3 separate regions of the Homo sapiens genome follow, and regions 1 and 3 are each linked to region 2. The links are chromatin loops, found by intact Hi-C in ENCODE. Cell type or tissue: Caco-2. All regions are shown on one strand. Each heading gives the region's core, and the rest is flanking DNA. Links, peaks and the distances in the headings are about the cores only. Region 1 overlaps ADAM10 (ADAM metallopeptidase domain 10). Region 2 overlaps LIPC (lipase C, hepatic type). Region 3 overlaps ADAM10 (ADAM metallopeptidase domain 10).

Region 1 (10,970 bases), core at 1,684-9,683, 70 kb before region 2:
TTTACAGCAGTAATTTACATAAACACTGTTAGACTTTAAGTCATCGTGGACACTGAGTCAAGACTTGCTGGTTGCTTGTTTACATTGTAACATTTAATATGAATTACTGATGGCGTTACCCAGCCTAACTAGAGAAGGTCTGTATAACATGTTATGGTAATGATTTCAGTTTTTTTTCCCTCTTTGTATTTGCACAACTGGAAATCTGATCTTCAACTTATATTTGAATCTGACCTTCAGCTTATATTTGGCATTTCTTTTCCAGTGGACCCATCAACTTGTGCCAGTACAGGGTCTGTGCAGTGGAGTAGGCACTTCAGTGGTCGAACCATCACCCTGCAACCTGGATCCCCTTGCAACGATTTTAGAGGTTACTGTGATGTTTTCATGCGGTGCAGATTAGTAGATGCTGATGGTCCTCTAGCTAGGCTTAAAAAAGCAATTTTTAGTCCAGAGCTCTATGAAAACATTGCTGAATGGATTGTGGTAAGTATGTTTTTTATTTACAAAGAAAACTTAAAGTGGTTTGATCTTAATTTTACTTGGCCAGAAGTCATCAAAGTTACGAGAAAACAACTTAACTATTTATATTAGAATTACTTTATATGAAGATTTTTAAAGTTCTAATATTTCTGGTTATTATTTCCTTCTGAAGTGATCAGAATCATGTGTATCATTCATAGATTGCTTAGTAGGTGATGGGAGTCATTCTGTTTTACCGTGCTCCTTAGTTCATCTCCTGGATGGGTTACTTCTTTTGGTGCATATTATTAGGGCATTTTCATGGGACTTAAAAAACATTTTTTTTTGTTGTTTTTCAAGACAACTTATTTGCCCAAATCGTGGACTAATTGGTGATTTTTCCTGATCTTTCAGTATAATCTCTGGGTCTTTATCTTGTTTGTAATAGGAAATGTTGAACAGAATAAGATCAGATACACAGCCTTTTGTAGATCTACTAATGATTATGGATGTTCATCCAGCAGTAATCCACTGAACGCTTATTTTTAAGCCCACATATCTCCAAGTTGTACAAACACAGAATTACCTGATGTTTTCTTAAAAGATTGTCAAGATTGACTATCTCAACTTAAGTGTTCATGCTTTAAAAGTGATAACATTAAAATATCTATAGGAAGCTTGCAAATGATATATTTGAGAATGTGCTATAATTGAACTGAATGTAGTTTGCTTTGGAAATTGACTTATAACTCACATTCCCCTTTCTCAAATTAGTGTGTATGTGTGTGTGTGTGTATGTATGTATGTGTGTGTTCAGAACTATGGATGCCTTAAAGCACAAAAGATGTTGTTTGTGTGGGATGTCAGCCTTTTTTGTACTCTTCTAATAACATTCTAGAGTAAAAATTTTATAGTTAACCCCAGCATTTAAAATGATGTTTACCGTTCCTAGGACACATTAGGATATGTGGTTTTTAGATATGTAATGATCATGGAGTAGAAGGATTGTTGAAATTGGATTTAGGAGATCTACCTAGGTTTCAAACCAAATACTTGAGCAGTTGACTTAACTTAGGTTTCCTTAAAACATGTTACTCTTTTTTTAAATTCCTGTGCTTGTTGCGTGGTAAGTTCTAGTAAATACCTGTCAAACTGAAGTTGTCTTCTGGTACCATGGTGCAGTGGAAAGAGCACATGTTTGAGAATCACGTAAGGATTCAAATAATCTTTCTGGTGTTTATCAATTCTGTGACTTCAAGCAGCTTACCTTTCTTGGCCCTTCTTTATTTTCAACTCAGCTATTTTTTTTTCTGATTGTCTCTAATAAGAAAAGTTGAAATTTGGTATACTTGTCTGCTGTAGAAGACAGTGTATACAGAAAACGAAAGGAGATCTCAGAATTACATTCTACTGAGTATATATTGTGCTAGATATTTTAGATTTTTGGGGTACTAAGTCATATCTAAACATAGCATTTTTTTACTTTTCTCTGTTATCTCTAATTTTCACTCATTACATTATTTAGAATTTCAAAAGCCCATTTATTTTCACTTTAAAAATATTTAATAGACATGATCTTTTAAGTATTTTTAAGACCTTTTCTCCCCATATTTTAGATGTGAGGATTAATGAAATGTTTCACAATGAATTGGCAACATGAAGTCCTTTCTTGTGCTCTGGAACTAATTAATCAGACACTTTCAAGTTCATAGACGTTGACTTTAAGTGTGTGTGGGATAGAACATGCCTTTATTTTATATCATTGTTGACAGGCATATGCCAGTCTTTCGAATAGCATGCTCATAATGTGTGAAGAGTACCGCTAGGCTGTTGGTGCATTTGTGGGCATTAACCACATCAAGCAGTAAGATAATAAACATCTGGTCTTTACAAGTTACTTGTCTCATTTGCTTATGTGCATAGTTTACTTGCATACCGGGATTTATCATGTTAGGGAAGTGCCCTTCCAGTTAGTAATACAGATTATCAGGATGCTCTTGTGTAAGAAGCTGTGAAAGAAGTGAGGGGTTAGTTTCACTACTTTCCTTTCCAGTGGTGCCTGGTGGCGTTTTGTCTTCTTTCTGTGTTACACTATGGCAGCTTTTCTCCTCATGCAGGGTAGAGTAGGAAGAACCTTAACAATTTAGAACTTCAGGGCATGGGTTATTGACTGCTGCTACTGGTACCACGGAAGTGATACTTTCTTTTCTGTGTTGACAACTATGTTTTGATTTTTCCAAATACATTTACTGTATTTGCTGAGTGCCTACTGTGTGTTTGGACAGGATAAAATGATAAACATCCTTTGGATTTATCAAAGAGTCATCTAGTTCTTGAAACATTTAAGAGCATTCATCAGTAAATCTGTTGAGACCTTATTTCAGCATCTCCTTTTCTTTAATTAGGGATTGAGGGCATTGGTAATTCATTTCCAGTTTCTTCTATAGTTGATGTGTTCTGATTTTCTGTATCTTTCATGTTAGGTTTGACATTGTAGAAAACTACCTCTTACCTTGACTTTTATTGTTCAAATGTATTGTTGTGTTTCCCCTCCTTTTAAAAATCATTGCCTGATGATTTTGTGGCTTTTTTCTTTTTAACTTGTTCAGATTTATCAGGAGTTTGTATTTTTGTATTGCTAATTTATCAAGAGTCAAACACATTCTCATTTTAAAATTAGTTTCTGCTGTCATATTTTGCTATAATTTTATGCATCTAAGTAGTAAGTATCTGGTATTCTTTATGAATGAAAGATTTAGAGCACTGTTTCCCAAATGCTTAACAGAACACTAGTTCCATTAGATGTTCTGGGCCTTCAATGGTCAAATGAATCTGGAAAACTACTCCATACTATAGACCTTTCTTGGAGATTTGTGAGAAGACCTGCAATAAATAAATCGTTTAAACTTCATTTTCCAAACTTACCTAACCCTAGAAACTTTTATGATGAAAAGACTAAGTCCTAAATATCCTTAGATGTCATTTGGAAAAATATTGATTAATAGCAGTAGTTCTCAATCCTGATTGTATACCAGAATCACCCTAGGGTTTGGACTAATTAAATCAGAATCTCTTGGGTTTAAGTATCTGGGTCTTTTAAAACTCTCCAGTTAATTCTGATGAGGAGCCAGGGTTAAGAACCACTCATCTAGAACAGGGGTTGGCAAACTATGGCCCATGGGCCAAATCCAGCCCGTGCCTATTTCTGTATGGCTCAGAAGCTAAGAACGGTTTTTACATTTTTAAATGATTGAAAAAAATTTAAAAATTATCAAAACATTCTTTTAAAAATCATATGAAATTCAAATTTCAGTATTGATAAATAACATTTTATAGGAACATGGCCACACCCATTTGTTTACACATTGTCTTTGGCTGCTTTTGCACTTTGAGTAGCTGCAACAGTGACTGTATGGCCCCACAAAACCTCAAATGTTTATCTGGGCTTTTATGGGAAATATTTGCCAACTCCTGATCGAGAGCGGTGATCTCAAAGTGTAGGCCTGAGAAGCAGCATCAGCATCACCTGGGAACTTCATAGAAATGCAAATTCTTACGTTCCATTCCAGACCCACTGAGTCAGTAGGTGATGGTGCGTGCTAATAGTTTGTCTGCCATTTTTTTCAGTCTCTGTGATATGTGACTCCTTTTTAAAAAGACTTGTAACAGAAATTTTCCATTTTATCATCTTGATATGTTGAAAATAGAAGGTGGTTTCATTGCTTTGTGGAACAGACCACATAGCATAGCACTTAATGAAACTTTAACAACAAAGATATAATGATATTGTAAGGTTTTCAGCATATAGTGAGGACACAGTATACATTTGCTAGATGAATGAAGCAGATTTCTCAAATGTAATAATTTATATGGAAAAGAGTAAAACTTGTGCATATTAACTTTGAAACTGGAATGTTTTCAGGTTCCTGTTAGTGGTATTTTATCTTACTTGCCCAGGTTGAGCTTAAAGTAACCAAAAGTTTAGTAGCAAGTTGCTTTCTGCTTGGCAGATCGCTGTTGCTGCTGCTGCTAGTGGTGGTGGGAGTTTGAAGGATAGGAGGAGTATATATTCAAAGCCCAGACTATAGTATTATGTCTTCTGAAAAATTGAAAGGAAACTTTCTGCCCCTATAGGGATGACATAATCAGTATCATGGCAAGGAGCTCTGGGCCCCACATGGTCTTGTGACCCATGGGAAGTCCAGAATGCATTTGCTGAGAGTGAGCGTTGTTGAACACTGCAGTATTCATTGAAAGGATCATATGGTTGACTTTCTGGAGGTCTTTAAGAACAGTAGATTATCTTATGTCTGAAGAGACTTGAGTGCATGTCTTCCCTGTCCTCGCTCATGCACTTTTTTTTAGATGATACTTGCTTTGTCATTTTGTTACCATATAGGTTCTTTTTGTTTATATTTAGATTATCAAATTAAATACTATTGTAATTAATACATAATAAATTAGACTATTTAATTTTGACTTTTTACTTTATTATTGGCTATGTTTAAGTGCCTGTATTGAACATCATCTCTCTTTTTCTTATGTAGAATTATTTTCTGAGTTGAGAAACTTCTTGAGTTTTTGAAAAATGGTTGGATGTCTTCTCTTTGTCCCTAAAGTTTTGCTTAACACCCTTGTCTCTGGGATATAAGACCCTGGCACTCAGTTTACGCTCAGTAAATGTTCATTGAATGAATGACAGCTCCCCTTTCTTTCAGACTAACAGGTGGGCAATTTGTGATCTTTTCTTTTGAGAGAAATGCATATTTTACATTTACTACCCTAGTTAGTATTCCTTTCCCTGATTTTATAGTATATTTAAAGGGGATAGCATGTAATTTAGCATTTAACTCATTCTTTTTTTAAAAAGGAAAACTATAAAGGTGGCCGTACTTACTAATATTTTCAGATGCACTATTTATTTTGTTTAGTTTTTCTTACTGTCTTTTGTCTATTGCCATGTTCCATTTCCCCACACGCTAAATTCACAAAAGCTACTATCATTGGCACTAAAACATCTCAAGCATTGGGCTTGTGAGATACATAGTTACCTGAAAAAATTTAGAAGAAAGCCAGGAACACTGTGCTAGAAGGAACTGGAAGTTCTGAAGGGCTTGAGTGCCATATTTTATTATACATCTGTTGATCTAAACTGCGACTAGGTTCTTTTTACCTTTGTTTTCTACAGTTTTAACCACTACTAAATCTGGGCTTTCTGTCTCCAATCTGCCTCTCTTACTGCCATAGCGTGTACTCGTATGGCTCTTTATTTAAATCTATAGGCCAGGTACAGTAGCTTATACCTTTAATCTTAGCACTTTGGGAGGTTGAGGAGGGAAAATTGCTGGAGACTAGCAGTTGAAGACCAACCTGGACAATCTAGCAAGACCTGTGTGTGCAAATAAATAAATAAATGAATTCGCAGGGTGTGGCGGCATGTACCTTGTAGTCCCAGCTACTCAGGAGGATCACCACAGCCCAGGAGGGCAAGGCTGCAGTGAGCCGTGATTGCACCACTGCATTCCAGCTTGGGCAACAGAGCAAGATCCTGTCTCTTAAAAGAGAAAAAAAAGAGTGTGTAGGTACTAAAAAGACTATCATTAAATATATCCAAACCAGTTTTACTGTCCTATCTCTGTTGTAACGGCCTTGTCACATTATTTGTATGTGTTAGGCAATCTGGAAGTAATAAATGAGCTGTTAGTTATGTTTCAAGGTCAATATTTAAATAATGACTTACTTGTAATAACTAGTTCAACAGGTATTTTGTTTGTTGGGTAGGTACTGAGGTAATAGGATATAAGTCCAGGGAGCTCACAGGTCAGTTTGGGATAGAGAAGACAGGCCAGAGAAACATATCTTCAGTCTGTGTGCTGTTTTCACAGAACTGGGAGAACCTATTAGGAAAAGCCTTTAAGGAGATAACGCCAGAGCTAAGTTCTTTGTTTATTTTTATTTTTGAAATGGAGTCTCACTCAGCCACCTAGGCTGGAGTGCAGTGGCGTAATCTCGGCTCACTGCAACCACCGTCTCCCAGGTTCAAGCGGTTCTCCTGTCTCAGCCTCCTGAGTAGCTGGGATTACAGGCACCTGCCATCATGCTTGGCCAATTTTTGTATTTTAGCACAGATGGGGTTTCACCATGTTGGCCAGGCTGGTCTTGAACACCTGACCTCAGGTGATCCACCCGCCCCGGCTTCCCACAGTGCTAGGATTACAGACATGAGCCACCGTGCCCGGCCAAGCTAAGTTCTTAAGAATTAGTAGAAGTAGAGAGTACAGAAATATTTTATGGGGACAGAGCATGTGAAAAAGTCACAGAAGTATGAATTTTGCAAAACATTTTTTTCTACTTTTTTTCTTTTGAAAAGTTTGATTATTCTTTTTTTAGTTGACAAAGTAATACATTCTAAAGTAGGCCTTTTTTTTTTTTTTTTTTTTTTTTAACCCTGGACCCCCAATCTTTCTAGGATGGATTTCTTGTGTATTCTTCGAAACTGTCTATACCACTGTAAGGATATTTACTTTTTAAAAAGGTGGAATCATATACACTTTGCTGTACTTTATCGTGTGCTCAAGTTTTTGCTTTTGCTTTTTTTCCTCTCTCCTACATAGTGGTCTATCTTGGAAATCTTTGGTGGGAAGCATTCGAAGAAGGGTTTGACATGAAGGAGTAACATGGTCAGTTCCATATTTTAGGTAGCCATAACACTGATGGCCATATTTTCATAAAAATGAAAGTAAAGATGAAGGAAGGAAATATATTGAAGATGATAATGACTTTAGGAAGAGAAGTGTGTCTCCTGTACCCAACTTGCCCATCATCGTGAGAAAGCTAGTAGGAAAACTCTTAAGCCTTTGTACTCATGGATTGGCTCACATTAGAGGTGTTACCACTTCCCCAGCAGGTGTTTGGAAATGTACGGTTGTTGTCAGAGTAACTGAAGGGGCTCTACTGGCATTTGATGGTTGGGGGCCAGGGATGCTAAACTTTCTGCATTACTCAAAATGGTCGTGTACTGCTTTGACAGACTGAGGGTGGCCTTCTACCCTGTCTTGCGATAAGTAGCAGGTCTGTTATTTGAGGATGAATAAAAACAAAAAACAATAGGAGTCTATGGAATACCTATATAATAAAGGAATGGGAACATCATCCTAAAGACTAACAAGGAGAGCAGAGCTCTGAACACAATTTTTATAGAAAACAAAATAAAACTTAAAAAAAAATCTGGCAGTCTCAAGAAGTGGCTTTTAGAAAGTAGATTGTAAAGTTTTAAATTCCAAGCCAGATTCAGCCCTGTCAGCATGTTTTGTGTATTCTACACATTGTTTTAAGAAATTTCTCACAAGTTTGCCAGCATTTAAAAATAGATTTTAAATAAAAATTCGGATATATTGCTTCTCTTGAAAAATCAGATCTTTAAGCAGTAAGGTTGAATTGCATTCCACCTTACCTTCCATGTAAGCTTTTGAGTTTGCCGTCCCTGCAATAACAAGCAATGTGAGGGACAACCATGATACAGTTTTTACAGATTGAACAATAAACATGAAAATAAAGAGAAGAAAGGTGTCTGTGGGACTCTTCTGTATAGAGATCTAATCTGAGAATTAAATAAGACTGAGAAATGACACTCAAGTGTAAATCATTCTAAGTTTGATTTTAAAATTGAATATATATATGAATATGTGTGTGTGTGCATATATATGTACGTATGTATATATCTCTTTCCCTTTTTTATTCCCTCTCCTTTTTTGAAGCAGTTAATTCCTAAAGCCATTAGGTGAGCCCAAGCAAGGTAGGCATCCACGCCAAAGTTGGGGAGCTATAGTGGCACAGAGCAGAGTGTTGGAAGCTGACCAGGTTCAGAAGGTGTGGGATGGGGAACACTACCAGTATGGGGTTTCAGAGCCCAAGCAGGGTGAGAATTGCACCCCTGTGGAGGAGTGACTGGCATGGGATGTCAAGAGTGCAAGTAGGATGAGGAAGGTGTCTACATAGGAAGGGTAGGACTAAAAGAAACCAGGGCTCTTTGGCAGGTTCCAAGGCTGGGGTAGGGAAAGAACAGGATAAATCTGGAACTTCTTGTTGGGCCAGAAAGTAAGAAAGTGCTCAAAGAATGATGAGGACATGTCCAAAAAACACAATAATGTCAGTAATTGATTATATATTTATAAAAAATAGGAAACCATGAGGGAATAAATAAATGAATACATTGAAAGTTTGATGAAGAACAGGATATTTACATACTTCCAAATTAGGTCCCTACAAAATTTTCATTGTCTACAAAAGAGAAACAAGAATCATGGTAAAATTTGGCAGATAACACCTTAATCCAGTGATCAAGTTAACATCAGCAGTAATGAAATAAAAATCACGTGTTACTTGATAGGATGCAGCGAGAACACAGCATCTGTGATATTCTTACCAAAGATGTGTGACCTGAATTTGATCACAAAGAAACACCAGAGGAACCCAAATTGAAGGACATTCCCATGCAAAATAACTGCCCTGTAATCTTCAAAAGTATCAAGGTCATAAAAGCCAAGGAAACACTGGAATTTTTCCAAATCAAAGGAGAGAAAAGAAACATGGTGGCTAAATATAGCACACGATTCTGAACTGGATAGTATTGGGACAAATGGCAAAACCTGAATGGGGTCTGAGGATTAAATGTTAGTAATGTATCAGCCCTGATTTCCTGATTTTGATGATTGTCTTGTTATCTAGGAAACCACCCTTATATTGTAGAAATTATATGCTAAAATGTTCAAGAGTAACAGCATGGTGCTAGCAACTTACTCTGAGGTGCTTCCAGATTTTTAAAAGTTTTTCTTTTTTGTTTTTGTTTGTTTGTTTATTTGAGGTGGAGTCTCACTCTGTTGCCCAGGCTGGAGTGCAGTGGCACAATCTCGGCTCACTGTAACCTCTGCCTCCCTGGTTCAAGCGATTCTCCCCCCTCAGCCTCCTTAATAGTGGAATTACAGGCACCCACCATCATTCCTGGCTAATTTTTGTATTTTTAGTAGAGACGGGGTTTCACCATGTGGGCCTGGCTAGTCTCGAACTCCTGACCTCAGGTGATCCACCCGCCCCGGCCTCCCAAAGTGCTGGGAGCCACCTGGGAGCCACCGTGCCCGGCCTCAGGTTTTTAAAAGGTACTTGGAACTTTTGAATTGTACTTGCAACTTTTCTTTAAGTTTGAGACTCTTTCAAAATAAAACAAATGTTTAGAAAGTAGGAAAGGCTTTGTGTACACAAAGAAAAAGTGGCTTGGGATATTTTGCTACAACATGCCTTTTAATTTTAGCATTACTCTCATTAATGCTAAAATTAGCATTAGTATTACTTTAATTATATAAACACTGCTGGAAAAACTAAACAGTGTAGAAGTAGTACCCAGTTTGTTGTAAGTCCCTAAGTCATAGACAGTCTTCTTAAATGGGAGTTTTGCTGGAAACTATTAGTAGTAATTATATATGTTACAGTAACCTGTGTTAAATAAATGTAAAGGTTCAGTTTTGAAGCTGTAAATATTTTGTATGATGTTTATTAGTACATGTGGTCTTAAAACAAAGTTTGAATATTTGGAATTGCAAAATATAATTTAAGACTAGACACAGTAATTTTCCTATAAATTTATCAATAATTTTTGAAGGTTTTTCTGTTTGGCTAATTGATTTGTTTAATATAGGTCAGGTTAAAATAGAAGTTTTGGTTTCTTCTAAGACGGGATGAACTTTGCCTGCTGCTAAAATATGTATCTTCTTCCACTTTTCATATTTAAAAAGATAGCCTATAAACTAATGAATACAATAAAGATATTATATATAATGTAATGAAAACTAATGTATATAAAAAGTAATTTCATAACTAGTCCGAGTCTCAAATTCCAAATGAAATAAAAGAGGAAAAGGGTGTCTCAAAGAGATAGAATTTCAGTCTTAACTTTGATAATTAGAAAGCAATGTAGGTTAAAGAGTAATTTTTAAATCTATTCACTAGTAGAATTTAAAGCAAGTTACATGCTTTCTAAGCCATGGAAAGTATAAACGCAATCAAAACATAGTCTATAAGAGTAAGAGGAGATCCTTTTGTAGTTCATAAGTGTGATGATTGGGTTTGCACACTCATATGTGAGATGTGCCTTCCTCAAACCTTGTTAGGGCATTGGCACATTATCCATTTGAGGGAGAAAAAAGAGTAAGGGGAAAAAACAAAGGCAATATTTAAACCAGAAAATATTTAATAACATGGGAAAATGCAATATAACTATATGCAAGATGACCCCAGTTTTGTATTTGTGTTCATGTGTATGACAAATGTTGTTATATGTAAAGAGACTAAAAAAAATCAGATTGAGCGGTTTCCTCTATGAGATGAAATTATGGGTGATTTCCATTTTCTCCTTTAAACTTTTTTTTATATTTAAATAATATATATGTGCAAATATCTAACATATGTATACAACTCCTAAACAAATGTTCTTTAAAAATTACAATATACTGTGT
Region 2 (10,970 bases), core at 1,873-9,872:
ACATGGTGAAACCCCATCTCCACAAAAAATACAAAAGTTAGCCAGGTGTGATGGTGCATGCCTCTAGCCCCAGCTACTCCAGAGTCTGAGGTGGGAGGATGGCTTGAGCCTAGGAGGTCGAGTCTGCAGTGAGCTGAGATCACACTGCCCTCCAGCCTGGGCGATAGAGTGAGACCCTATCGCAACAAAACAAAACAAAGAAACAAAAAGAATACAGGTGGGCAGGTGAATGTGGTAGTGGTGAGGTCTAGGGCATCCCAGGCAGAAGGAACAGTGCGTGCAGAGTCACAGAATCATGAAAGGGCAGTGTGGTATGTCAGGGGAGAGGAGGAAAGTTGGTGAGGTGAAGGCTAGACAATAGGAGGTGAAGGCTTGACAATAGCGGGTGAAGCTGGAGAGCTCCCCTGAGGGCCTGTCATGCCATTCCAGGGTAAGATGCATTCCTTTACTAGATATTTACCAAGTGCCTTCTATGTGCATGGAGCATCTTGGGTTCAAATCTAGGCTCTCCTAGTTTCTAGCTGAGTAACCTTGGGCAAGTTATTTTTCTCTGTGCTTCAGTTTTCTCACCTGGAAAATGGGGTTAATAATGCTCTCCTTCCAGGATTGTTATGAAGGAGAAATACGTTAATAGATCTAAAGCGCTTAGAGCAGTGTCTGGAACATAGTAAGGACTCAACAAATGTTCGTTACTGCAGTTGTTGTTGTTATTAATATTAGCAGTAATAGGAGGAGGAGACATATACTAGGTTGGACAGAATTTTGATAATGAAGAGTGCATTTTGGTAAAAGCATCCTGGTAAGAGGCTCCTGTGGTCCTCATGTTGCATTTATAAACAAGACTCATTCATTTGATCTTTAATTCAGTTAACAAACATTTTGGAGCACTGATTACATAATGGATAGTGGCCCACAGTAGTCTATTAGATGAGAATAGGACAGAATCCTTCCCAGGGAGAAGCTTACGGCCTAGCAGAGCAGAGAAACACAGACAATTAGAAAGCCGAGCTGCAGAGCAGTGGTGGAGAGTGCTCAGGGCCACACGGGAACTCCCGGTGACACTGAATGCCCTGTGGGAGTGCTGGGATGAAGGCAGCAATGGCTTGCAGGAGGACCTGTTTGGGACTGTGTCTTACAGGAAAAGTGGGAGTTAATCAGGAAAAGAGGAGGAGAAAGAACACTCTAGGCAGAGGGCACAGACTAAGCCAAGACCAAGAAGAGAGAAGGCAGGTGCATGGGGTGTGGAGGAAGCTATTAATACAAGCAGTTAGATGTTGCTGGAACGTCATGTGGGAGGCAGGGAGAGGTGAGGGGAGGCAGGTGATGGAAGGGTTCATTTTCCTCTCCAGGATAGGATAGATGGGGGTTTCAAGAGTACTTTTCAACTAGATGGCAGGGAAAGGTTTCTAAGTCATGAAGTAGACACCAAAATCTCTGGAGGGTTCAAATTGTGAACTATGCTTGAAATCATGGGTGGGCTAGACACTGGGGAGGCAGGATTTCCTCTTGGAGACAAGTTCTCACATGGTTTGACTTCATCTATTGCCAATAATATCCTTTCTCTCCTTCTTCCATAGTAATAGAATTTTTAGCATCACTAAAAGGCTACATTTTCTTTAACAGCCTATACTTCTCAGCCACCTTTCCACTTAGATATGGTCAATGGATGTAACTGGGAGAATTTCACAGAGGCTCTGGGACACCTAAAAAACACTCTTTTATACCAAAAGCCATTGAATTGTGTAAACTTGAAATGGATAAGTTGTACGCTTTGTAAATTATATCTCAATAAAGCTCTTGTAAAAACCTTGCTTTTGACTCCTTTGTGTACATCTTTTACTACATTGTGCTTCCTGGAATAAAGATGTGATGGCTAGTCCTCTAGCTGCCATCTTGGACTATGAGGATGAGGGTCACACCCCAAGATGGCAGAGCAGTGAACTGGAAGGAGCTGGGGCCTGGAGGACTTCACTGACCAAAGCTGTCTAGCCGGTTTTTGGGTTACATATATCTTTGGAATATTTTGCGAAATGAAAACAAATTTCTGTTTTCTTTGAACCACTGCTAATTTGAGTCTCTGTTATTTGCTGCTGAACTTAAACCTTGCTGATACAACATTTCATTGGGAGTCCATTCTTCTGGCTTCCTATGTCCCCCTGTGTGTAACATGCAGATTCAGGAAGGAGGCTTCTTCCTGCACGGACTGCAATCCCTTGTGGGCCCCAATGGGCTGTGTGGCCTCTTTGAGCCACATTCTATCTGAAACATGGAGATAATTATATTTTCTCACGCTGCTTACTCATGGAATCGAGATAATCAATGAGCTAATGCGTGGGGAAGCACTTGGAAAATTAGAACGTGCTTCATAAACATTATGCATGGAGTTGTTATCACCAGCTCCCTATCTTTTTATGAACATGAACACGCTAGAAAGAAAAAAAGAAAATGTGAAATCGGAGAGAAAAACGGCATGTCAGCATTTCCTACCGACCACCCGTGGATTATCATCACCAGAGGCAGGGAGGAGTTGAAGCCGCACTCCTGTAACGTGTCCGGATGATTGATTCGAATCTGACAGCCCTGATTGGTTTCTCCAAAGAGCAGGAATCTGGTCTTCATCTCATGCAGCGTTTTGTTTGTTTCAACAGCTTGAGCTCTTCTTCCAAATGGCTCTGCAATATAAGATTGGGGACGGTGCTTAGCCTGGCATCTGCTTCATCTGAAGCCCTCCGTCTTCTCAAAGGCTGCTTCTACAAGCACAAGCCAAAGAGGTTACTGGGAGATGCTGGAGATCAGAATGAGCCACAACTGTGGGGAGCCCCAAAGACTGTTTCCAGTGGAATGGCCAAGTGATGGAGGGTGGCCTAGGAGGTTGAGATCACCAGATCCTCTAGCCTGTTATCCCAGTGACCAGCCAATCAAGCACTAGAGTCACCCTCTAGGTCATAAGGAATATAGGCAAGGCAGTTTTGGAGGCTCGGTGGATAAGCACCTCACCCCAAATCACACTGCCAAAAACTGATAGAGACAGGATTTGAACCCAGGTGTCGCTGTCTCCAATTTCATCCCTACATCCCTACCTAGAGAGACAGTGAATAGAGCATCTTAGCTGGGTGACACTATGTATTAGCTCCTGAGGCTCAACTTGTCCTCACGTGCAGACAGATTATATCAGGTAAGCCTTGCAGGGACAAGGTACAGGGGTGAGTGTGGGGCAGGGTTGGGGGAATCACAGAGGGAGTAGTGGATGCCGCTTGAGGGAGGGTGTGGCATTCAGGGAGGGCTTTTCAGGGAATGTGATGTTGACCCTGGCCTTGCAGGATGATTGAGTGTGTGTGTGTGTTTTGTTGCGGGGGTCAGGGGTGGCTGAGGGAGCAACATGAGTCGAGGCTCACAGGCATGCAACCTTGCATACATAAAGAGGCAGGAGACAAGGCCAGGCAGGCCAGAGCATGGAGGGCCCTGGGATGCTGAAGAGTCTGGCTTCATGCTCCAGATGCCAGGCTGCTGCTAAAGAGTTTGCAACAGAAAAGAGTAGAGGAATGTCCATTCGGAGGCTTTCCAAGGCCGTGGGAGGTGGAAAAGGAGAGGAAGATTGTTTTTAACATATCACCTTCTGTTGTTTGACCGAAGGGCCTTCCAGCCTCTCTTCTGGGGGAGCCTCACTATGACCATGAGCCACTTTGGAGGGGTGGGTGAGTGGCCATCCAACTCTGCCAGGCAGCCCGACAGCTGTCCTGTCTGTGGTGCTGCACCAGAGACGGACACCTCTGCCAAGAGGCCTGGTAGAGCCTGGCAAGGTGGCGCGTTTCCATGGCGTGGCATGTCAAGATGGGCGCATCTTTTCTGCCAAGATTAGGGATCAGGCCAAGAGCTGGGAGAGGAAGCTCTCATCCCTTCCTTCTGGTAGAAGGTGGGCTCCCCTGCGGCTGAGGAGCAGACACAAGGCCGCTCTGACCTTTTTGGTCAGTGAACTCAATTCAGCCCATTTAATAAGGACCCTGATCATTCTTTCTGAGAATAAAATCATTCAGGCTTCTCAAATAATATGTCTTGGGCTTTTGGTTTCAGGGGACAGCAGGACCAAGAGATGATGAACCTACAAAGTGCAAGGGGAGGTGTTAATGAAACCAATTTTCCTACCCAAAGGGTATTAACTCAAAAGGTTATTAATTCTCAGCAAAGGGCAATGATTTTTCACTATGAAGACAGAATGAAATGCATCATATTTTATTAAAAGGAGGTGTGAGCAAGAATTTGAATAACTTTTCTGAGATAATGAAGAAAATTTCTGCCGCTCTCTTTGGCTTTTCTGAGCTTATAGAGAGTCTCAGCTTGCCCTCACTCCTGGAAGCCTGCTTCCAACCTAGCCTGCTGATTTCACTGGCTGCCCTCCTGTCTAAGTCAGAAGCCGGGGTGTCACCTTGCACTGCTATGCCAGCTTCTCGATCAGTCCAAAGCTTCAGGTTTCCTAAATATCCCTAGAATCCTGTGCCTTAGTTCCCGTGCACACTGTGTCTTGCTTGGTTTATTACAGCAGCCTCCTAACTGGTCTCTCTCTGCTTGGTCTCTCTGTCCTCCTGCACACAGCTGCTCAAAGAGTCTAAAACAGAAATGACTATACCTGTTAGTGACTTTCAGCTTCATGGTATTGCAGCCAAGGCCACCACCTGAGTGATGATCCCTCATCCCCCACCTCCTCCTCTCTTTTCGTTCTCCTGCTACCAACAGTTCCCAAATGCCCTTTTGGATGCCGGTACCTTTGCACCTCACCTCCTGCTCTGTCTCTGCTGCTCCATTCATTAAAATGGAACTGAGACTTCACAGCCTCCAGGAAGCCTTCTCATCTAGTCAGAGATAATTACTCCTTCTTGCTCTCAGCACCGTACTGCCTCCCTGATCCTAATACACTTGCCCTGCAGCGGGGTGATTTATTTATCCAGGTGTGTGCTTCCTCCACCTGTCAGCGAACTCATGGAGGGTAGCCCTGGGCACAATGGTGGGTGCTCAATAAATGTTAGTGAGCGGTGAGGTGTCCTGCCAGATCCAGATCTTGGATCAAAGGCTGGCACTCAATCTTCAGCCATTTATACATTGGACCTAATGTAGCTCATTTTCTTTTATTCAGAGACTGAAACACTACACCTTTCTTCATTTTAGGATAGCTGCCTCAAATGTTAAGAGGGTCATATGAAAATAAAATGGGGATAAAAATAGTGCCTATCTTATGAGGTTGTTAGGAGGATTAAATAAGATATTTGTAAAGAGCTCAGAACAATGCCTGACATGTAATTAGAACCTAGAGAAGAGAGCGTTGTTAGAATAAGTACCAATTGGAGCATCTAGCATCTTACATTTCTGATCAGTGAAATCCTTTCTTTCTGTGGAAATTCACCCCAGTTGTCCTCATAGGACCAATTCTGTCTTGTGTATATTTACTCTGGATTTAGCTGTGAGATACGCTCCAGCCCAGGTGGCTGAGGCTTCGAGGCTGTTCAGGAGAGACCATGGAAAACAGTTGTCAGATGGAAAGCCCCACAAACAACTGGACTGAACAGGGCCCTCTCTTTTCTCCCTTCCCGGAGGCTTTAGCTCTCTTTAACATGTGTATGAGCGAGGAAGCTGTATACTGTATACAGGTATGTGCTCATTCATTTATTCACTTCCTCAACAAACACTTATTAAGCATGTATTATGCCCCAGGCCCCCTGGCTAGGTACTAGTTGGAGGCAAAGACAGCATGTGGCTCCTTTCAGGAGTCCCCAGCCCCATGGTGGGGTGGGGGATGCAAGCTTGAAAAGCAACTATTAAAAGTGGTTGCTGTGTTGCAGCGGAGGAATGCCCTGCGTAGGGGCTTTAGGGAAGAGGTCGAGAGAAGATAAAGCATCAGTCAAGTCTAGATGGAGGAAAGACTCTTTAAGAGCTCATATCCACGAGCAATTGTTAAAGAAAGTGGGGCTCTGGTGCCTATAAAAATAAGATTGGGAGGATGACATGAGAGTTGAAGGGCTGTTGTGGAGAAGGTAGACTAGACTTATTTTGTGTAACTTCAAGAGGTAGAAACAAACAGAATCACTGGGTGGGCATGACATGGAAGAACATTTTTAACTTGAAGTAGTTGGCAAAAATTCATAGTTGAAGAACTTGGGACAAAGAGAAAATAAGGGCAGTAAAACAATAAAGATAGGAATGTCAATATTAACACCCAAAAATGTACACTATGTGATCTTATAAGGCTGCTGAAGATGGGCCACAGATTTTTTTCTGAGCTTCTTTTTGGCCACATCAAAGAGGGAAGCGGGATCAGTTATAGCATTCCTGGTGGCCAGGCACTCACACTTTTTTGGTCCTGAAACCCAAGATGGTTTCCCTATGTGTTATTGAAAAAGGAGGTTACAAATATATAGCAGCAAGTTTTATGTGGTTAACTCTGAGAGCCCTGTAATCTTCAGTGAAATAGCAGCCACAGCACCAAATAGCGTTTAAGTCACCGTGAGTCTATAAGAGATTCTTCACTGTAATTGAGCAGCAGCCTCTAGGACTGAGGGAGGCAGGGGCCACTTCAGGTCACATTTAGGGGTGGAAGGAATAGAGCCCTGAAGCCCAGGGGTCTGAGCCTCCATGAGATCAGAGTCTGTCGCTTATTCCTAGAACACTTAGGACACTTGGGCATCCTAAGGGAAGCCCGTGGCTTCAAGGACTCACTGCTGTGCCCACCCTCATACCTTTACTGCAGTTTCTTCCTACAAGTTTTAGCTTTGCACATCACCAGCTCTCGACTGGGCATCTTTGCCTGGGTACTCTTTGGGCACTACAGACTCAGCAAGGCCAAACTAAATGTATTTTCCTTCCTCCCAACCCATTCTTCTTCCTTTCTTCCTACGTTTCCTATTGTGGTTCATAACACCGTCATTCATCTCTATGCCCAAGGTGGAAAGCTTAGAGCTTATGCCCTCTCTTGCCTCTCTACTGGGTCACCAAATACTGAGGACTCAGGCTCAGAATGATCTCCTTTGTCTGCCCAGTGGCCTACTGTATGTCCTTAGCCTTTTTTTTCCCCTTCAAATTATAGTGTTGCAATAGACTTTTAACTGTTTCATATTTTATTTTGCTTTTTGTAGAATTAAGGGATGCTCATTGTATGTATGCTGAAAATATATTTCAGTATAATTTGAAAAGTGCTGAAAAAATAAAGAATATTATTATTTAGAAAAAAACACAAATAACATTTGGAGTATATCTTCATAATGTTTTCTTATGGAGATATTTGTTCCATAGATTCTTATTTACAGTGTGTATAATTGAGATCATGTTACATAAATGGTTTTAAATCCTTCTTCACTTATCATTATCATTTTCTCATAGCATCAAAAATTCTTCAAAACGTACTTGGAAAAAGTGCCGTAATTTATTTACTTATTCCACTATTGTTGAAAATGTATGCTGTTTCAAGGTTTTATTTGCCCTATTACAAACAATTCTCTGATGATATTCTTTATGTATAAATATTTATCGGAATCTATTAGTATTTTCTTAGTGTAGTTTCCTAAAAGTAGAATCAGTTCCTTACGTGTGATCCTATTTATATCTCTTTATATATACATATATATTCAAATTGATCTTCAGCATTTTTAAAAGCTGATATATATTGAATGCTTTCTCTGTGCCAGGCACTTTTCCAGCAGTCTTATTTGTATTGACTCATTTAAACCTGGCCACTCTATGATAAGCTGTGAGGAAAGGATATGCTTTAGCTATGAGTGAAGAAATTGGTTCCATATTGGATAAGCTAGAAGCAGCACATTCTCCAAGCATACCTTCTGAAACTGGAGCTTTTCTCATGTCTTCAGAAGAGGTAGTCACACCAGTGATAAGAATCTGGGGATGATACTGTGGTTTTAGGAGGAGGAATATTAAATTGAGGTAAGTGATCAAATCCATCAAGGGATTCAGCCCCTGTATCCAGGAAAAGGGGTTGATGGACTAGGGAGGCTTGGGGTTGTCCTCTGTATGACAGTAAGTTCCTAGAGCAGCAAAACAATCCTTAAAATTAGTTAGAAGGAGAAGCTGGGTCCAGCCATTACATTTCTAATATTATTTCTTACAGCAAGTGATTTTTCTATTCCTAGTTAACTCCTAGGTTTGAGGGTTCCTGATATTTCATACAAGAAGAAATTATTTCATTTTCTTTTGGGTAAGGACATCAGCAGATGGGTGACTGCAGGCAATTGAGGTGGGGCACCTTCCATGGGAGAGAACCAGGGATTCTACCATAGGAGGCCCGATTGGAGTCAGGATCTGCCTCCCGCCCATGATGCCTGGGCTAGAAGCTGTTGCTCAGTTCAGTGTTTGTTGAGCCCTTTCCATGTATTGGCTGGTACTGGGCACACAAGTGCATAAGAAAGAAGCCTCGGGTATTGCTATGCCCCTCACAAGGTTTTTCATACAACATGCATTATTTAATTTGCTAATGTGTGTGTAGGGGGGCTTTTGCTTTGTAAACATCCACTGCTGAAAATATTCCTAGACCTGGCAAGGGTCCTCTGGAAGACCGAAATTTCATAATTGCCCTGAAAACTCTCCAGGCCATGTACTCTGCTCAGGATGGAACAATCCTATGTAATAAATGTAACCGCAGCTCTGTCCCTGGCTTCTGTGGTCAGGCCAATGATCTGTAGCTGGGCAATGTTGGCTTCAGAATTTCTTGCACGATGGAAAGATGGAAACATTTGTGTGGGAATTTAGTCACTGCTGGACCTTACAGATTCAGCTCCTAGCTGTTGCTGAGCTTTGTCTGGAGATAAGCAGATTCTGCCCAAGGCCATGGTGAGGAATGTTTCTCCCACTCCCACCATCTTGAATTTTGCCCTGACCTGGACACCTGACCCTCCCATTTACTTTTTTCTTGAAAGTAATTCTGTGTCTCAATTTCTGAATGTGCACAATAGTTACTAAACTTTGTATTGTCCTTCACCTCTTGTGACACCCTAGCATCACTTCACTATAATGTCGAACCTCAATTACCCAAGGTATAATTCACTCCTAAGGAGTGAATGAGGTGCTTTGTAAAGCCGTGGTAATTTTTCAGGTCATTAAGATATTGTTTTGAACTCAGAAGAAATTCCTAAGTTTGTCTTGAGTGGGTTTCTTTTCTAGCTATTCTTTACAAATAGCTTTAGGTTTAAAGCTGCTGAAATTAATTTATTACATTTTGGAGGTTGCCATCTTCCCATCATTTTTTGCATTCTTGTTTCACCTCTTCTTTGTTGTTGTAGTTGCTCTTTACTATTTTTTTGTCAAATAAGAAAATGAGATACGGGATGGAAGGAAAGTTATTTTCATGTCTGATTTATTCTGGGGTTTTTTTTTTTTTTTTTTGAGTCCATTTTGGCTCCATACTACTGTAGCCTGAGGCCACAACTTCTTCTTTTGTGGATCCCAGGGAAAAAAGTAAGTAGAGTCTTTTTTCTTGCCAAAAATTTTTTCCTTCTAAACTTTTCTCTTAAATTCTCTTGAATTCTACTGCACTTCAGGCTAGAATCAGAATGATTTTTTTCTTTTAAGAAATCTGGTTATGAAAGAGTATGCCATTCAGAAGAGCTTTCCGTTTGTACTGGAATCCTCTCTGGGGAAAGTGGGGCTTGCTTCCCTAAAGTCCTTCCGAGGTCATAGGCACATTCCACCCTGTGTAGGTTCAAGGTAGGGTGAGAGAACTGAACAGATATCCTTAAAAGAAGATACACAAAGGGCACATGTGTACAAGAAAATGTGCTTAACATCATTAGTCATGGGAGAAATGCAAATTTAAAACACAACGGAATATCACTTCTCTCCCTTTAGAATGGCTAAAATTAAAAAGACTGACAAAACCGGGTAGAACTCCTCATAGATTGCTGGTGAGAACAAAAAATACTTTCTTTGGAAAACCGTTTGACAAGTTCTTTAAAGGCAAATGTACACTTACTATAGGACCCAGTAAACTTCAAGCGTTTACTCAAGAGAAATGGAAACATATGTCCACATAAATATTCAAATGTTCATGGCAGCTTTATTCATAATAACCCCAAATCTGAAACAACCCAAATATCTATCAACTGGTAAATGGATAAACAAATTGTCGCATATCCATCCAATGGAATACTACTCAGCAGGAAAAAGGAACAATTGCTGACACATGCCAGAACATGGATACATCTAAAATGCATAAAGCTAAGTGAAAGAAGCTAGATTTAAAAGGGTACAAACTGTGTGATTCCATTTACAGGACGTTCTGGAAAAGCAAAGCTATTGTGATTGAGAGCAGATCAGTGATTTCCTGGGTCCAGGGAATGGGGTGGGGATTAACTAGCAAAGGGCAAAAGGGAATCTCTAAAGAGAGATGGAAATATCCTACATCTTGATGGTGATCATGGTTACACAAGTGCACATTTAAAATGATTGTTGGAATACTGCACTATAGTCAAGCAATAATGTGGTTTCTCCACATTGCCCTTGATCCAGGTTGAGCGGCATAGGCTGCACAGCAGGCCTTCTGTGGTAGTTACTTGCATAAGTCAGGGCTGGGCCTGGCTGCTCCTGGTTTGCAGGCCTGAGAGGACAGGCTGTTTCTGAGTTTTCTGGAGGTTGGGGTCAATTGGCAGACATAACTCCAGGACTGACTTTGAACCAAAAGACCAGGTCGGGGAGGGAGCCAGCCCTCATGGAGCAGGGTCTCAGGGAGACTTGGCATGTCCGGAAGGTCTTCCCTGATTCCTTCAGGCCGGAGATGGCCAAGGGTTCCCTGGGGACTACCCTGTGGAGGCCAAGTTGTCCAGCAAGAGGGTTAGAAACACAAGGCGCCTGGAGACCATGCAGCGTCGCTGCACCCAGCCTGCATTTCAAACAACCTGTACTTATTGAGGAAAAATTCATTTTCCTTCTCTTATCAATCAAGGATATAGGTAACACCACCCATCTACACTTCCAGTTCT
Region 3 (10,970 bases), core at 1,953-9,952, 55 kb before region 2:
CATTCTCATAATGTGACGCAAGCCAGCAAGGCCAAAAATGCTAGAGAAAATAACGGGATCTCTTCCTTGTAAACTTGTACAGTATGTGGTGACTTTTTCAAAATACAGCTTTTTGTACATGATTTAGAGACAAATTTTGTACATGAAACCCCAGATAGACTATAAATAATTCTAAACAAACAAGTAGGTAGATATGTATGTAATTGCTTTTAAATCATTTAAATGCCTTTGTTTTTGGACTGTGCAAAGGTTGGAAGTGGGTTTGCATTTCTAAAATGGTGACTTTTATTCTGCAAGAGTTCTTAGTAACTTCTTGAGTGTGGTAGACTTTGGAACATGTAAATTTTTTGCTTGTAATGTTATCCTGTGGTAGGATTTTGGCAGGTACACACACTGCCCTATTTTATTTTGAGTCTAAGTTAAATGTTTTCTGAAAAGAGATACATGCACTGAACTCTTTCCACTGCGAATCAAGATGTGGTAATATAAAAGGATCAAGACAAATGAGATCTAATACTACTGTCAGTTTTAATGTCCACTGTGTTTTATACAGTATCTTTTTTTGTTCACTTTGGAAATTTTTACTAAAAATTGCAAAAAATAAAGTATTGTGCAAAGATGTAAGGTTTTTTGAAACTTGAAATGCATTAATAAATAGACGATTAAATCAACTTGAAGGTTCTATACTCTTTGAACTCTGAGAACTATCACAAGAAGCTTCCCACAAGGCAGTGTTTTCTTACAGTTGTCTCTTCCTACAAAAGTATAGATTATCTTTATTCTTAATACTTTGGAATCCATGTAGAAAATTTCCAGTTAGATACTCTGCGTACACACAATAAACCTTTTTAAAACACCCAACTAATCTCAACTGCATTACATTGTTTCTAATCAATATTCAGTGCTTGTCTTGGTGGAAGAGGTGAGTCATTTTGAAAACTTATGGTCTTGTTTTTATGTGTTTTTCAAAGTTTTGAATGCTAAGTACCTCATTTATTTTAAAAAGCCTAGTTTAATGATAAGTTTGTTTAAAATTTTGAGCCATCATTTTTCTCTTCATAGCAAATAAGGAGAGAATTGACATTTCAGTGTTACCTAGAAAAGGAATTGTAAGCCCAGAATAATTCCCTGCATGAGGTAATCTGCTTCAAATTCTTTTTTTAGTCAAGGTTAGCTATAAGTAATACTTGTTAAATGAGTAAATATGTAATACTTTGTGAATTACTTTGTTAATTTAGGAGCATCAAATGTATATTATGTTTAGTTATTTATGAAACTCTCAATATTGATTGATTTGGGTAATTATAAATTAGTTATTTTTACTTGTAATTGAATGCTTAAATTCTGTTTACAGTCCGTCCTCTCTCCCTCCATCCCTCCCTCCCCAGTTTTATAAATTCAGGTACCAATTCACAAACAAAATCAGAAATAAAATAAATTTATTGACTGCTTCTGGATTTAGCATTCCCTGTAGTGTCAAGCAATGTCATGCAGTTTGGGGAAGCATTTATTTAAGGAAATGACAACTTTCTCTGATCAGTCTTGTTTTGTGAGGTGTCTTCAACACTTTATGCTTTGGGTACTTCGTGTTTGTCACAGTCTTAGGATAGTGAAATCTGATTTGTCCAAGCGGAGCAAACTACTCGACCCTCAGTCCTTGTATTTGTCCCTGTAGTAAGACCTAATTATTATTATTTCTTAAAGATGGGATTGGTGTCCTTGGCAACTATGAAATTTCGGGGCTTGTGCATGAGAAGGCATTTCTTATTAAGTATTTCTAATTGAAGGTATCAGAGTGTCAAGCATTACAAACCTGGACAGTTCACCTGGAGGAGTACAAGAAGAGATATTCATTATCCATATTTAAAGGGTCAAGGTTTCCCAAAACCAGGGTGCAAGCCAGATGTAGTTTTAAAGCAGCTGCCAGGGACAGTTCATCTTTAGAGAAGTCACTAAAGTTGTAAGAAATTTTAGTTTCCCCAAAACCACTTTCAACTTCTTAGAAACTAGAAAGACAATTGGTTTGCCCCACAGAGGACAACTTCAGTTTCAGCATCTCTCATGTTGTGTTCTTGATTAAAAACAACTTCCATTTGATATACTTTTCCGTTTATTACCAGTTTAGTTTTTTCACTATTGTTTCTGTATTCAACTCTTTATATGATTAGGATAGAAATTTAGCCCTTCTGTTTTATATTACTATATTGTTTGTGTGTCTTAGATATATACATGTATGTACTATTTTCAGTAGAAATTCATGTATTTTATAATTGGTAAGTTCTTCAGAGCATCTCTTCTATAAAAAGCAACAGGATGCTAGGTAAAACGGAGCATTGAGCAAAATACTGATTAGTTTTTGCTTTTTCCTGAAATCTACACTAAAGTGATAGGGTGTGGGGTAATCCAACAAGGACAAGGTGAATTGAACAAGAACGAAATCTGGAAGCAGATGAAGGAGTACTATTGATTGGGCAGACCCAGGGAAGTCAAATCCTAAACCAGCAGTGGGAACACAACAGAATGGTGTAGTTTGCACTGGTAAGATTTGGGTACCTGGCAGGGCTGGGTGCGGTGGCTCACACCTGTAATCCCAGCACTTTGGGAGGCCAAGGCGGGTGGATCACTTGAGGTCAGGAGTTCGAGACCACCCTGGCCAACATGGTGAAACCCCGTCTCTACTAAAAATACAGCTGGGCGTGGTGGCACATGCTTGTAATCCCAGCTACTCGGGAGGCAGAGGCAGGAGATTTGCTTGAACCCGGGAGGCAGAGGCAGGAGATTTGCTTGAACCCAGGAGGCAGAGGCTGCAGTGAGCCGCGATTGCGCCATTGCACTCCAGCCTGGGTGACAGAGCGAGACTCTGTCTCAAAAAAAAAAAAAAAAAAAAAAAAAAAAAAAAAAAAAAAAAAAAAAAATTTGAGTACCTGGCCTTTGTTACTTTTTTTCTATGTGTGTGACAAAAACATAATATGCACACTTTTGTAACCCACCTTTCTCATTTAATGGTACATTGATAATGTATATCACATTAACTACTCTAAATATTTCTGTGGATGTATGTTTTTTTTTTTCTTAACCAATTTCCCATTGTTTGGACATGTAGGTTCCACATTGTTTATTATTTTAAACAATTCTAAAGAATTTTAAACAATTCTTAGGAAAATCCTCAGCCTAATAATGAAATTAATTCCTAAAAGTGGAATTGTTGGGGTAAAGGTTTTTTGAGGGACATTGATAAAAATTATGGTACTGTCTCCCAGATAGATGTACCAAGTTATACTACCACGATTTAATATATATATATATATATATTAAATCAGAGTCCCATCCTTAGAAATCCACATATATGCAGCCACATGAATGTATTAGAAACAATAATAGAAGACTCATGCTTAATTCAGTTGATTAGCTTTAGACATAATTCAAATGCAAGTCAAATTGAGTGCCCTAATTGTGGTCTCTTAAGTACCATTTTTCTTCAAGGGAACCAGACTCCTTTGGATAAATCACTAATTCCACCTGTAAGAAAGAAATGTACAAGAAGAACCTAGGAAACATTGTTTTGTACCAGATCAGAAAGATTCAGGAGGCACCTTAGAAGTTACCACTGGCCAAGGCTGAGATAACTTTAGCATCAGCAAGGATAATATCTGCAAGAGATTGAAACTCATAGTATTGTATTTAACTCTGTGAGTTAATGATGGTAGTGGACAGAATTATAGTTACCTTTGGGATACGCTTTTAAAGAAATTCCAGGTAATAAGAGAAATGATAGAATTAGGATATCACCATTTTACCCCCCCAACAATTTATGGATCTAGACAATAATCGCCAGTGACTGCTAACCTCACAAAGTGAGAGCAATCAGATTTTGTGCCTCCTAATGGAAGTACATATACCACCTATGAAGCAGTTCTGCCAAAAGTCACATCTCATCATGATGAAGCCTCCTGATCTAACTACCCCTTCATTAGAAATACAGGGGACAGAGGGACAAATAATATACAAGGGACTCAATCAGCAAAATCCAGACTCTGGAAAACTACAAGACATATGGTCCTGCTTCAACAACAGAAATGCAAAGAGAAAAGACAACGATGGGTTAAAGGAGACTTAAGAGCTACATCTATCAAGACAATTTATGGACTTATTTGGATACTGATTTGAACAAACTGTTGAGACCATTGGAAAAATGTGAAAAGTGGATATTTGATATTAAGGTTTTTAATTATTTTTAGGTGTGATAATGGTATTGTTACATTTTTTAAAGGACCCCTTTTAGAGATGCAAATTGAAACACTTAAAAAATGAAATGATACGATGTATAAGTTTTTGCTTAAAAATAAGGATTGAAGTTGGCTGGTGTGTGTGGATATAGTTGAAACAAGATTGGCTGTGAGTTGATAATTATTGAAGCTGGGTGATGGGCACTTGGGGATTTATTATACTATTTTCTCTACCTGTGTTTATATTTGAAATTTTTCATAGAAGTTTTAAAATGTGGCCAGTTGTGATGGCTCATACCTGTAATCCCAACACTTTGGGAGGCCAAGGTGGGAGGATCACTTGAGCTCAGGAGTTAGAGACCAGCCTGGGCAAAATAGTGAGACTCCATCTCAAAGAAAAAAAAAAAGTGTTTTAAATGTGAATCAAATTCCTATAGAAGCTGATTCATTACTGTTTTTATTTTAGCAGTAATTCATGATAATGACCTGTATTCATAATGATTTTCATAATGATTGTTTTAGTGGAATTAAACTTGAACCAGTCAAGCTAACATAATTATATTCTGCTCCAGTTACAATGAATAATTAATTGATTTCAACTGCTAGGGTGAACTCTTGAAGCTATCAGTCATCCAGCAATCTTAGCAAGCAGGCCATTGGGTCCCTGTTTGCTCTGTCTCTCTCTCTCTCTCTCACTGTTGAAGGGCTTAGCTAACTACTTAAGTAAAATATTTGTTCTCTGTTAAACATGTCAAGGAGTATGGTCAGCTTATCCACATTAAGCCTGTGTGTCCCACGTTGGAGTAAATGTTAAGTAGCTCACTACAATAAACTAGATTCTTCTGCCCTCTCTTGTTTAAATGATCATGTTCCCTGGAGGTGGAAATAGATCTTTAAAAAGATATTCTGTAGTTGTTTGTTCTCAGTGTAAAAAAATGAGAATAATTTGATAAGAGTGTAGGTTGTCTTATATAAAAAGTGGTTCCATTTGCATGAATTTTAGAAAAATCATTTTGGAAAAATGAAGGCTATGTGGTTATACTGAACACATTAAGCAATTTTATTCTTTATTTTAAATGAATATTTTATTATCGTTTTCTTCCCTTGCCCTTTGGGTATGGGAGTTAGCCTTTGTGTTTCTAAATACAACAGGCCGGTTTTTATAAATTAAGGTGTCAATATATTCTTCATTATTTAGTTTTGTGATTGTGGTTAGTTTTCATTTTTCTTAAGTATCTGCTAGTAGCATCTGTAATTAAGTGAAGTGACCTGTTAACCATTTTCCTCTTTCTCCTCCTTTCCTCCTCCTTGAAACATATCAGAGCATGTTTGAAATTCTTTGGCTTTTATGGTATGCATTTGCTGATATGCATTGACCAGTTACCTTACTCACAGATACTTCTTAGGCACTTGATTGTGCCAGGGCCTTGGCTAGATGATAAGAATACAGTAGTGAACTTAACAGTTTCCCTGCCCTGGTGAAGCGTATGGTCTTGTAGGTGAGATAGATATCAGATAATCATGTGAATAAATGTACAATTCCAGCTGTGATACATGCTGAGGAGGAGGTTTTTGGTGATCCAAGAGCTGATCATGCAGAGATAGGACTGAGAAAGGAGGGTGGGACGTTGTCACAGCTGATAATGCAGAGATAGGACTGAGAAAGGAGGGTGGGACATCAGGAAGGTCAGAGAATTCCTTATGAAAGTGATGCTTGAGTCAAAATATGATGGATGAAGAGAGTTTAAATAGATTACATAGAATTTTTAATAATGTCGATTGGTTATATACTGGGCACTGATAGCTGATTTTTCTTTGGGGAAAGGTATGTCAGCCTAGTCATTCAGATTCCTTTATTTTTTTAAATGTTTTTTCATTTTTTGCTTTGCATTGCATTCATTTGCTGAAGAGCTGGCTTGTACTTTGGCAGGTGTCATACTTGGTTATTCTCCTTAGGATATTGGCCCAACAATCTGGGAGTTGTGAAAGGCGCTTCGCTTTTCAGACCTGGGCGTCTGTATCATGACTATCATAAATTTAGGATTAAGACACCTAGCCTCCTACCAGGATGAATGAGGTGTCCATGTGACCTGCTGTGCCCTGGAATTTTATACATCTTTCTCTCATAGCACACACCATATTACAATATAATCCTGCCTCATCTAAGCCAAACTTTCGAGAGAATCATTTACACTCAGTGGCTACTTCAGCTCCCATTCACTTATCAACCTGCTGCAATTTTTCACAGCCCCCAAAGGACTGCAGTCTGTGCCTTCAGGGAGCTGAGGGTCTAGCGGAAGGAAAGAAACCAGCAGTTACAGTACAGAGGGGTTTGTGTTGGAAACTCTACAAACACAGGATGCCCTGGTAGCTCAGAGGAAGTGCATATCGAGCATGGTAGGTAGGTAGTGGGAAGAGCCAAGATGACTTCCCAGAGGAGAAAAGCTGGACCTGAGTTTTGGAGTTTCGGTAAAAGTTTGCTCTAACTAGTCCAAGCTGCTGTCACAAGCTTTTAGAAATGATGTAACCATGGGGCAGTTGACTGTCGTCATGTTCTTTGCTATTTTCATGACTCTGGATGTGCTTTTCCTATTCCCTGGATTGCCCTTTCCCTCGATTCCTCTGCAGGACTGGGCTTTATTAATCTCCATTTCCTTGAGCTTGGCTATAGTAGGTGTTCAATAAACATTTGTTTTGTTGTGTGCTTTGTAAATAGGCAATGAAGCTGATTTCACAAGATAGGCACAAAAGTTAGTTTCATTACAACACATTACCAACAGCTGTATTTTTAACTTTTAACATATCTCATTCTAAATCCTGTGGCAGCACAACCTCCTTCCGTCATACCTGGAGATAAATTTTCTTTCAAAATCTAATATGCACTGTATTTATAGAATATGAAACATACCGACCATGTTTTGCAAAAATGGGAAAGGCATAACTTAGCTTTGGGGCATGTAAGTAACAACTCCTGATAGGAGAAGAAATGTATTCAGAAAGCTCAAATTAGAAATAAAATGGGAGACTCTAGATTTGTGTTTGTGGATGAATGTTTTCTTTAGCTAAATCATTGATGTAATGTTTATTTGGCTATTTCATAGTGAAAGGTGGAAGTTAAACGTTTTGAAGGTATTTTCCTGCAGTAAACTTCCAGATTAACATTTTCTGTTTTTTCACAGAAATCTAGTATTTTTTTTTTTTTTTTAATAACAGGTTTTTAGACAAATATTCAGGAAAAAACAGGAGGTATAAATTCCAGGGTCAAATGGAAATGCAGAGTTACACGGGTTTTTATTTTGTTCTGTTGATTGATTTTTTAAAAAATGAGGTATTTCTGAGAGCCTCTAGTATGCTAGCACTGATTGTGATCTGTAAAAGCATCTTATAATATGCAGTGCTCCCAAACTAGTAAACTCTTCTGCTGTTTTCTCCCCTAAAGAGTCTTGAGTTCTGCAGAACACGCTGGGTGTTACTTCTTGGATAGCTGGTACTGTAGTGTGCCCTGCTGGGGACAGGTTCTCCTTACCTAAGGAATTCTCACTGGGCTGGGACTTCCACATCTGTTATGACACTTGGCACTGACAATGGGGTTGCAGAGGTTCTCAGGACAGGCTGGTTAGCCTACTCCCTCACCCTTACAAGCAACTCTGCTCTCTGTGGCACTCATCAGAATTGCTTTGCACAGTGGTCTCCAACTTTTTTTTTTTTTTTTTGAAATAGGTTTTCTGTAGACCAGGCTGGAGTGCAGTGGCACCATCATAGCCCACTGGAGCCTACACCCTCTGGGCTCAAGCAAACCTCCCACAGTTGGGATTACAGGCACATGCCACCACGCCCAGCTAAAATTAAAAAAATTTGTAGAAACGGGTGTCTTGCTGTTTTGCCCAGGCTGATCTCAAACTCCTGGCCTCAAGTGATCCTCCCACCTTGGCCTCCCAAAGGGCATGAACCATCGCATCCAGCTTGTCTCCAAGTTTTTTGATCTTGTATCTTACACTTAAAAATCTTGAGTACACACTCCTAATATGGAAATATGTATAAATAATATGACTGTGTTACTGCACTATGATGATGTTTTAAAGTATGCCACAATTTTGAGGGATAAGAGAAAAATGAACGGAGATCATATTTCTTCCCACATTCCAGTAGGCATTTTGCACTCCCTACTGTGTACACAATCCACTTTGTAAGCCTCTGGCTTTTGAGATAGAGTCTACTTACAAGCCAACTAGCTGTCGCCCTCCCTTCGTTCCTGGGTTAAGTTTGCTTTCCAGTGAAACACTCTGCAACCATTGAAGAATGCAGGCTACCTGCAGGTATTTGCTTCTAAAGAAGTCCAAGAAGTACTAAGTGGAAGAAGCAAGTATTAATATATATGTATGGTCTGATTTCTTGTGTGAAAATTTTTTACATTTGTAAAAATGTATAATTTATTCAGAGAAAATCTCTAGATTGATACATTAAAAGCTGTTAAGTTATTTCTGAGCACTGGGATTAAGGGCCTTGGGAGAGTAAGAAGATTTTTATTTTTTACTTCACTCTTCTGCACTGCTTGAATTTTTAATGAACCGGATTCTTTTCGTAATAAATAATTTTTAAAATCACTAAATATATTAGGATGTCAACTATGTTACAATGCATTGCCAATGTTGATTGTTGAAGTTGGGTGATGGGCATGTTGGGTTTCATTGTATTCTTCTCTACTTTTATGTGTATTTGAATATTTCCATAATAAAAACTTTAAATAAAAAATGCGCTGCAAAAGAGTCTATAGAAATACACTACACAGTTAACGTGGTTATCTTAAGGGTGGGAGGACAGAAGAAGGGTTGAATAGAACTTCAGATACCTTCTGCCTCAAATGTTTTATAATGGGAAAACCACTGATACACACACACACACACACACACACACACACACACTCACTGCAGAGCCACCAATGCAAAGAGTTTCATATGTAGAAGGGAGTAGAAAATACTTACTTGATTTCCTAGATAAATGTTAGTTCCTAGGGAAATCTACAAAATAAATGTGTAAGTCGAGTGTTTCATATGTAAGGCTTGGCTGTTCCATATTAAGATTTTTTTTTTTTTTTTTTTTTTTGAGACAAAGTCTCACTCTTTTGTCCAAGCTGGAGTGCAGTGGTGTGATCTCAGCTCACTGCAACCTTCACCTCCTGGGTTCAACCGATTTTCCTGCCTCAGCCTCCCAAGTAGCTGGGACTACAGGCCTGCACCACCATGCCCGGCTAATTTTTGTATTTTTAGTAGAGACGGGGGTTTCACTATCTTGGCCAGGCTGGTCTTGAACTCCTGACCTTGTGATCCACCTGCCTGGGCCTTCCAAAGTGCTGGGATTACAGGCGTGAGACACTGTGCCCGGCCCCATATTAAGATCTTAAGGCTTGTTTTATAAAAAGGATTCCTGGGCATGTTGTATAATCAAAGGTGAAACTCCACAGCATAGCCACATGCCTCTGCACAGTCTCAGCGGCAGCAGGGAGGGCACAGCTAGTGGTCTGCCATGAATGATTTGCACTTATAGCTGGTTACCAAGCTCCATAACATGAAAAGACAGTGTCTTAAAGTACAATACCTAATTATAGCTCTCACATGGGGTCCAAGGGAGTTAATATGTAAAGGACATTTTCTGTTGCTGACTGCAATGGTAGGCTGCATTCATGGACACAGAATCTATAAAGAGGGAAATGATGGTCCATTAGCCGTGTGACCTTGTAAAAGCTAAGCTGTAGGTACCTCATCTGTGAAACAGGGATAATAGTTTTAGCCACCTCAGGGGACTATGATGTGGATTAAAGGAGAATGTATGTAAGGCACCTTGCATATGGTGAACACTCGAATGTCAACTGTTCTGGTTTTCATGTGAAAAACTGCTTACTGAACTGGAACATTTAGCTTGCGAGCAGGTGTCCCCTGATTTTAAGTATCTTCTCCTCTAACAGACATGTGGTTAGGGTCCTTGGTCTGTGGTTAATCTCATTACCCTTGCCAAGTTTAGGAATGGTCATGTCACCTAATTTTGGCCAGTGAGATAAGAGGGCTGTCTCCCGCATGATGTCTACTGTTCCTTCTCTGGATGTTACCATGCCTGAGTGAGCTGCCTGCAGTTGCAGTGGGCAACTTGGTAACAGCCTGAGGATGAAGCCAACATCAAGGATGGTGGAGCAGAGAGAAGGAAAAACACTGCATCTTCATAACATTACCAAGCAGCCCAGTCAGCTCTTCCTGAGGCCCCACTCTACCTTGGAACTTCCTTTTGTGTGAGATTTAAAAACAAAACAAAACCAACCAAACAAAAAACCCTCTTTATTTAAGCCAGTTTGAGTTAGCTTCCAAAGGCATCATGATTGATTGAACCTGCACCAGACAGGATTTGAGGTAGGGGTGGTAGCATGTATTCAGTGATGTTTATTAAGCACTTTAGAATGCAAAAATAAAGACATCAAGAAGTTCCGAGACATGAGGAACTGGGGGTTCTGGAATGATAGCAGCTTGAACTTTTTTCTACTTGCAGTTTAACCCATTTGCCTCTCCTGAGAAAAGCAGCTGCTGGGGCTTGCCGGGGGAAGATAAGGCCTGGGATGTGAATGAGGCTTCGGGCCACAGCAGAATCCTGTCAGAGAGCTGGGGCAAGATTGTCTTCCTGCCTGGGAACCATATCATAAGCCTAAGGAGGGGATCCGGGGCAAGGTCCTCGTGAATGTGTGGGTCTCCCTGCTTCTTG

What was found. Peaks named below come from ENCODE experiments on the same cell type or tissue, not always from the same donor. Only the 100,000 strongest peaks of a DNase experiment are listed, where the experiment ranks them.
Region 1: it touches region 2 in a loop (5-fold over the local background); 4 of 110 quality-filtered maps call a loop at or near these places.
Region 3: a loop joins it to region 2, with 2.6 times the contacts of the local background. A loop is called at or near these places in 4 of 110 quality-filtered maps.

Annotation. Positions count from the first base shown.
Region 1 is chr15:58,599,813-58,610,782 of GRCh38, reverse strand. ADAM10 (ADAM metallopeptidase domain 10) reads left to right here. Exons shown (of 16, transcript NM_001110.4): 14 at 266-486. It overlaps LOC124903600 (small nucleolar RNA U13), which reads left to right and starts at 10,548; the gene lies at 10,548-10,651. In Caco-2, for the core only: no CTCF peak of the experiment used is centred there; DNase peaks (open chromatin) are centred at 5,952 and 6,292.
Region 2 is chr15:58,530,035-58,541,004 of GRCh38, reverse strand. It overlaps LIPC (lipase C, hepatic type), which reads right to left. Exons shown (of 9, transcript NM_000236.3): 2 at 2,488-2,672. Among named protein-coding and RNA genes, the nearest start is that of LIPC-AS1, 37 kb to the right of the region's middle. In Caco-2, for the core only: no CTCF peak of the experiment used is centred there; DNase peaks (open chromatin) are centred at 5,484 and 6,284.
Region 3 is chr15:58,585,095-58,596,064 of GRCh38, reverse strand. ADAM10 (ADAM metallopeptidase domain 10) reads left to right here. Exons shown (of 16, transcript NM_001110.4): 16 at 1-7,256. Among named protein-coding and RNA genes, the nearest start is that of LIPC-AS1, 92 kb to the right of the region's middle. RefSeq lists enhancers at 9,891-10,120, 10,161-10,210, 10,521-10,600. In Caco-2, for the core only: no CTCF peak of the experiment used is centred there; a DNase peak (open chromatin) is centred at 5,664.